2 separate regions of the Homo sapiens genome follow, and region 2 is linked to region 1. A link is a contact called in ENCODE Hi-C data. All regions are on one chromosome and are shown on one strand. The core of a region is the stretch at or near the end of the contact, and the rest is flanking DNA. Distances in the headings are between cores, read along the strand shown.

What was found. Hi-C counts contacts between places; a loop is a spot of excess contacts on that map. Pooled maps may share reads with other maps.
Region 2: a loop to region 1 is called in a pooled map, with 5 times the contacts of the local background. The contact joins the promoter of NDUFS6 here to the enhancer-like site in region 1. A Hi-C loop is called at or near these places in 2 of 50 pooled maps.

Annotation. Positions count from the first base shown.
Region 1 is chr5:542,547-546,182 of GRCh38, forward strand. No RefSeq gene overlaps it. Among named protein-coding and RNA genes, the nearest start is that of MIR4456, 8.5 kb to the left of the region's middle. Within about 2 kb of position 1,610, at least 8 of the 41 ENCODE cell types and tissues checked have a DNase peak (open chromatin) inside an H3K27ac peak, as active enhancers do.
Region 2 is chr5:1,800,157-1,803,470 of GRCh38, forward strand. It overlaps NDUFS6 (NADH:ubiquinone oxidoreductase subunit S6), which reads left to right and starts at 1,251. Exons shown (of 4, transcript NM_004553.6): 1 at 1,251-1,393; 2 at 2,165-2,218. The coding sequence starts at 1,262. It also overlaps a transcript of MRPL36 not described here. RefSeq lists enhancers at 641-690, 751-880, 1,060-2,047, 1,491-1,630.

The DNA of each region.
Region 1 (3,636 bases), core at 360-2,859:
GGCCCACTGAGCCCTGAGCTGCACCAGGCCTCGACCTCGGAGCTGAGGTCTGGGTCATCCTCCCAGGGAGGGTCTGGGAGACCTCAGGTCAGAGTATCCCACAGACCCCACAAGTGACATCCCAGCTCCTCAGGCCAAATCTCCTGGACCCCAGAAGGAGCAGCTGTATCAAGAGGAAGGCTTTGGTGACGCTGCTGCAGGGACAAGGACTGCTCCGTATGGCAGAGCCAGGTGCGAGGGGCTCGGGTGCGACGGGGAAGCTTTGGCAGCAGGAAGCAGAGGCGCGGGACAGCGGGAGGGAGGGTCTGGTGTTCTAGTGCTCGGTGGAGGACCGCTGAACGTGCTTAGGCAGTGACATGAAAGCCATCAGGGCAGAGGGACAGGCAGAGGCCCCAGCATGCGAGAGGCAGGTGGGCGTGCGGGGTGCAGGGACCTGCGGAGGACATGGAAAGGTGTCAGCTGAGGGCCCTGATGTGTCTGGGGTCACCTGCGGAGGAAGGTCCAGGGGAGGAGCCTGCTGCAGGCGGGTGGGGAGGGTCTCAGCACCACAGCAGCCGGGGCCAGGGCTGGGCTGCAGGGCCAGGTGGGTCCAGTGAGTGTGCTCAAGCCGCCTCGTGGAGGGGAACTGGCAGAGTGCTGAGCAGAAGCCAAGGTGCCGCCACTCGAGGGGCCGGATGCTGGGGTCCCAAGAATGGTAAAGTGGGGAAAGCCGCTGAGGGCCTGGATGCTGGGGTCCCAAGAATGGTAAAGTGGGGAAAGCCGCTGAGGGGCCGGATGCTGGGGTCCCAAGAATGGTAAAGTGGGGAAAGCTCTGAGGGGCTGGATGCTGGGGTCCCAAGGATGGTAAAGTGGGGAAAGCCGCTGAGGGCCGGATGCTGGGGTCCCAAGGATGGTAAAGTGGGGAAATAGGACAACAGTGTCGGAGCTGGTGCTGGGCTTAGTTGGAGACACCCAAGGCCTGGTGCAGCTGAGGGCTCAGTGGGCCCCAGGCAGGAGCCACACACCCAAGAGCCTGAGGTTGAGGCTACAGCGGAGGCCAGAGGGAGCTGGGCTATGGAGGAGGATGCAAGGGTTCTGGGGCATCACCCTGTGGGCATTTGAGGTCCCCAGGACAATGGCAGGACAGGAAAGCCAGGTCTTTGAGGGTCCTGAGCACACGCCTGGGACAGCAGCTCTGGCCCACAAAGGCTATAGTGCCCTTGGAGCCTGGGGGGCTCTGGGCAGGGCCCACGGCTGAGTTGCCTGGAGCCTGGGGTGAGGGGTCCAGGACAGACACTGGGAAAAATCACCTGTGGTGACCCCCGCCTGGCCCTGCATCCCTCAGTGGCTCAGAGGTGGCCCGAGGTCACGCCGAGGCTCCGTCCTCTCCTCAACCCCGTGTGGTTTACCACGTCCTCATCAGCCAGGGGGTGACTAACTGCCAGGAACAATTGGCAAATGGGACCGTGGGTGGGAGCCCATCCATCCTCCAAGCCCACGGTCCAGGCCAGCGCAACAGCTTTCCAGACCACAGGCTCCTGTCGGGGATTTCAGAAGATCCGGAAATCATTTTACGACCGCATTACCTTTAGCCAACCTTGCTCATTGGAGGAAGGTGAAGGTTTGGGGAAGTAAACGCAGCCGCGAAGCCCCAGCCCAGTGCTCTGCCCGTGAGGCCGTGGGAGGGGCTGGTCTCACTTCCACTTCCACTTCCTGTTTAATTTTCATAGGCTTTAAAATCACACAGGCAGAGTAGGGAGGGCAGGCGCTGCCCTAGCAGAGAGCTGGGTCAGATGTGGGTTCACAGGTGGAGCCTGGCACATTCGTCCCCGAGAGTGAACAAACAGCACCCCGGGCCCGGCTGCCCATTCCTTGGGATAGGAGGACAGCAGGACAGGAGGCATCGAGGACACAGCAGCTTCCTGCTCTCACACGCTGAGGGGCCGGGGCCAGGCCTTTGCGCACCAGGCATCCCCTCAGTAGGACTCAAGGCACTGCACGCCCCCCAGGGGTCTCCTTCCTGCCTCCAGTCAGGCTGTGGGACCTGAAGCTCCCCAGGGGCCTTGTCTGGCTTGGCTCTGAGGTGGGTCCCAAGTGTCACATGAGCCTGGTGAGACACAAAACCCAAACAGGGCCAGGAGACCACCAGGGAGGCCAATGCTCTTGGGGTGTGGGTTGGAGGGGCCAAGCCTCTGAAGCTGGTGTCCCCGCCTGCTGGCCATGTTGGGGTGCCTGTCTCGTGCCACCTGCTTGCAGGCCAGGGGGTTGTCACTGTATTTCCTCCAGGTCCTGTGCTGCTCAGGACTCCCTGACCCACTGGAGGGGATTAGCAGCTGAGGACAGCTCTGAGAAGCCTGGTCGGCCCCGGGTCCTGCCCAGGCATCTTCAGCTGCGTCTCCTCACCGGGTCTCTGAGTGAGAGACGAAGCCAGCTGGACTTCCTGGGTTGAGTAGGGACTTGAAGAACTTTTCTGTCTTACAAGAGGATTGTAAAATGCACCAATCAGCACTCTGTAGCTAGCTAGAGGTTTGTAAAATGCACCAATCAGTGCTCTGTAAAAACGCACCAACCAGCACTCTGTAGCTAGCTAGAGGTTTGTAAAATGGACCAATCAGCACACTGTAAAATGTTCGAATCAGCACTCTGTAAAATGGACCAATCAGCAGGACATGGGTGGTGACAACTAATGGAACAAAAGCTGGCCACCCCCCAGCCAGCAGCAGCAACCTACTCTGGTCCCCTTCCATGCTGTGGAAGCTATGTTCTTTCCCTCTCCACAATAAATCTTGCTGCTGTTCACTGTTTGGGTCCACACCACCTTTAAGAGCTGTAACACTCACCGCAAGGGTCCGTGGCTTCATTCCTGAAGTCAGCGAGACCATGAACCCACCGGAAGGAACAAACTCCAGACACATGAGGACCTGTCTGTGCATGAATGCAGCTGTGTGTGCTGTGACAAAAGCAGCTCTGTGGGACATAGGAGTGCTGGGTGTGGGGGTCCCAACCAGATGACCTACCGGGACCTGTGGGCCCAGTGCTAGCCAGGTCTTAGTCAATGCCACTTAAACTAGCCAATTGGAGGCCCTTTTCCACTGGACATGCTGCCGGACTCATCTCCCCTTCTGGACTGAGGGCCTGAGGCCTGAGACTCCATGACCTGTGGGTCAGCACGGGCCAACCGCCTCAGTGGATGGAGCCCAGAGGCTGGATGTGGCCAAGGGCCTGAGTTCTATGGGGCCTTAGGCATCCTGGTGCCCCTTCCCATGGGGTGGGCAAGGCCCGCTGGAGGTTGTGAGGTGTCGAGAGCTGCAGGACATACCACAGGGCGGACGGCAGGCTCCTGGTGGCCACAGTGGGCCCCTGACCACTGACTTTGCAGAATGTGGCCAACTCTTTGTGGAGGGGGAAGAGGGAAGCTGACTCTGCCATGGCCTCTGGGGGTGTCCGTGCTGTGTCAGCAAGTGGGTCTTGGGTGCTCATGGGACCCTGCTGAAGCATCCTTGCTGGGGCCTTCCATAGAGCAGTCACTTAACTGTCTCAGGCCTTCTTCTCGTACAGGCTCTTCCATGGGGTTTTGCTCCCCTAGGGTCCAGCAGCTGAAAGCACAGCAGCCTCCCTGGCTCTTCTCAAGGCCAGCGTCCAAGGAGGGATTGCTGG
Region 2 (3,314 bases), core at 1-2,500, 1.3 Mb after region 1:
AGTGGACAGGAGAAATGTAAACAGGCTCCGGGAAACGAGTGGAGACGGGCAGTAGTTTCAACTGGTTACGGCTGTTTTCCCCAACATTATGAAAAACTTCGGACATAGAGAAAAAGGGAAAGAACTGTACGGTGAACACCCATATACTTGCCACCTAGATTCTACCCTTAGCTCGCTTATCCCTGCCTTTTCAGGTATCTACCCGTAACTCCATTCGCCTTCCTTTTTGTGTGTGTCCGGGTGAGTTGCAGACGTGGCTGCGTCCACTCCGCGCTCCCTGCAGGCCCCAACGCTTCATCGCAGCGCCCACTTTTTCCACCTGACCCGGCGAACACCGGGCGGGCCGCTGGAGTTTATCAGCTCCAGGACAAATCTGCCTCTGACCACCACGTTTGCTGGGACATCTTTGGGACCGGAGGTTTTCATGTGCATTCTTGTTTCTCATGCCTTTCCTCCTCTTTATCATCTTCCCCGCCACTCATCCATCTCTAGTGTTTTGTTCTTGGAGTCACGTGGTCCTCAGGCTCTGACCACAGCAAAAGAAAAGCTGGATGCTGGAGCTTAAGCTGGGATTTATACCCAAGTCAACTCTAAGCAAAACGGGCCTTTTTAGAGGCTGTATTTGCATGCTGTAAAATCAGTCGGTGTACTAGGCTTTGTTGCAGAAATCCCCAATATACGTTTCCTCTGCGGCTCCCCGTAACCACACACAGGAACGCTTGCCTTGAACGAGGAGAATGCACTTCCAGTCTCGTCTGCTAAGCAGTTGACTCCTTCACCCAATAATTTTGATATTTAAATGTCTCATGATTATCGGTTACCATAAGAATATAAACAATGTATTTTCAGTTTACATCCTCCCCTGCCTGTCCGCTAAATAAGAACCACTGGGTACTCCTAATCGCTGAAGGTTTCGCACACCATTGCCTGCCTCATCAGGGCCCTAGCTCTAGCCTGCGGCTGCAACTGCATGAGGCTGCACCTGCCGGCGCAACGGGGCCGCTTAACTTTTAGGCCATTGATGAAAAGTCAAACAAGCGCACAGTACTCGGTGTAATCAGGGGCATTTTTAGCGAGATACCTGGGATGAAAACGGGTGACCACCTGAATCAGAGAGCAGCTCCGGCGCACCCTCTGCCCCGACCCGCGCTCCCCGCCCCCAGGGCGAAATAAATACCGGGTGTTTGGCGCCGCCAGAAGCCGTGCGCATGCGTTAGCGCTAAGCGGGACGTTGCGCCGGGTCAAAGGCCAGCGGCGCAAAATGGCGGCGGCGATGACCTTCTGCCGGCTGCTGAACCGGTGTGGCGAGGCGGCGCGGAGCCTGCCCCTGGGCGCCAGGTGTTTCGGGGTGCGGGTCTCGCCGACCGGGGAGAAGGTCACGCACACTGGCCAGGTAACGGCCGCTGGGTACAGGATGCACCTTCCTCCAGCCGCACCTCGGGCGACTGGTGGCAGTGGGCTCGCCGGGCATCCGCGGCCCTGGTTCTGCGCCGGCAGCGCAGGTCGTGGTAAGGTTGTGCTGTCGCTCACGCGCCGGGGAGGACGCCCGCGAGTCGGGACGGTGGTGGCAGCCTGTAGCGGTGGGTCTCGTCCTTCCAGGGCCTGCGGGCTCTGGAACGGGAAGTCTCCCCAGCGGGCAGCACTTGCTGTGGACTGGCTGCCCATAGGCGATTTGTGGCAGCCGATTATTTGGGTCAGAACGTTTAGAATTTGTGTAATATTCAATAATAAATTTTAGTAACCTGAGAAGTCGGTTGTAGTCCAAGGCACAAAAAAGCCCTAAGCCAAAATGAAGAACAAAGGTACCTGTGTATACTGGAATGTGCCCTAGTAGATTTAATGGGGGGATAGTAAAGCTCTCAGGCCATATGCCAAAGAAGGTTGGGGGCGGTTCTCCTCGGTCAGGATTTGTCTCTCCTCCTTAGCTCCACCTTCCCGGGCTATGTCTCTGTGCTGCTCTCTGATCCAGGTGACCACCCGTTTTCATCCCAGGTATCTCGCTAAAAATGCCCCTGATTACACCGAGTACTGTGCACTTGTTTGACTTTTCATCAATGGCCTAAAAGTTAAGAAAAACACTTTCCTGTAATATTTATGATTGATATGAAGTGACTTTCAGAATTAGGCCGTAAAAGTCACACATGGTCTTTTTGTTTTTTTCCAGGTTTATGATGATAAAGACTACAGGAGAATTCGGTTTGTAGGTCGTCAGAAAGAGGTGAGTAAAAAATCTAGTGAAGAGAGGTAAGCTTTCCTAAAACTTTTATGTAACCAACAAGAAATAAAAATTAATATATAAGATTTAAATAAATTTTCCCCATATTGCAAGCACCCTAACAGTTCTGGATGGGGTTCTTCCTTTCTTAAAATCTTAATTGTGTCTATTTCTGACTTGTTTCCCCCTGAAATACATAACATTGTAGCCGTAGTTCTGGTTTGCATATAAATGGAAGTGATCTTTTTTAAAATTCTTGTCCCTTATTCTCCTGAGACTCTCAGATTTAAGTAAATCATATCAACTTTAAAAAAATTATTCTTTTAACCACCTGGAGGTGTGTTTTTTATAGTTTTCACCAAATAAATTAGTGTGTGTTTTTTACAGGGACTTACACTGACAAGCTGAAAATGGCACATGAGTTTTTCTTCCCTTAGTGGGTCTGTTAGCTCTATGCATTGTAAGGGAAGATCAGTTCAGGTGCCTGTGAGTGACCACTGGAGAAAGAATGTTGAAATTAGAATCCTTCTGCCTAAATCAGCCTATTTTTTTTTTTTACCTGACTCCTTCTCTATCACTCATGTCAATGAGCTCCTGAATTCGTAATTAGATCAGGCATGCCTCCATGATTCCTGAATTTGCTTCCTGAAGGATGCTGTGAAGTGTCCTTCACAGCCACCTTATTCATTCTTTTTCCCACTTTGGTTAGCCTGGTGTTCTTCTTGTTAACACCGTAGCTATCCCTAAATCATGTATTTTCCCTTCTCCTTCAATCTTGGTTACGTTATCCATTCCCAGTGTGTAGTTTTTGTACGTCTATTCCAGAGCTACAGGGCATTCCAGAAAAGCTCACATGATCATGAATTGACTATAAATTCACATTCTCAAAATTCAGCTGGTTCACTGTTGTGTGGTTTGATGGGTGGGTGTCAGAAAAGTTTGTTTTATAGTGGTTGATTATTTGGCAATGCCACTTGAGTGTTGGGTTGAGAAAGATCCTGAGGCCTGATGCACATTCAGTGGAAGAGTGTGCCATGATTGATTAGTGATGTCTACCAGGATCATGGTGGTGGAGAGGGGCTTGTGTCTGGTGGGTTTG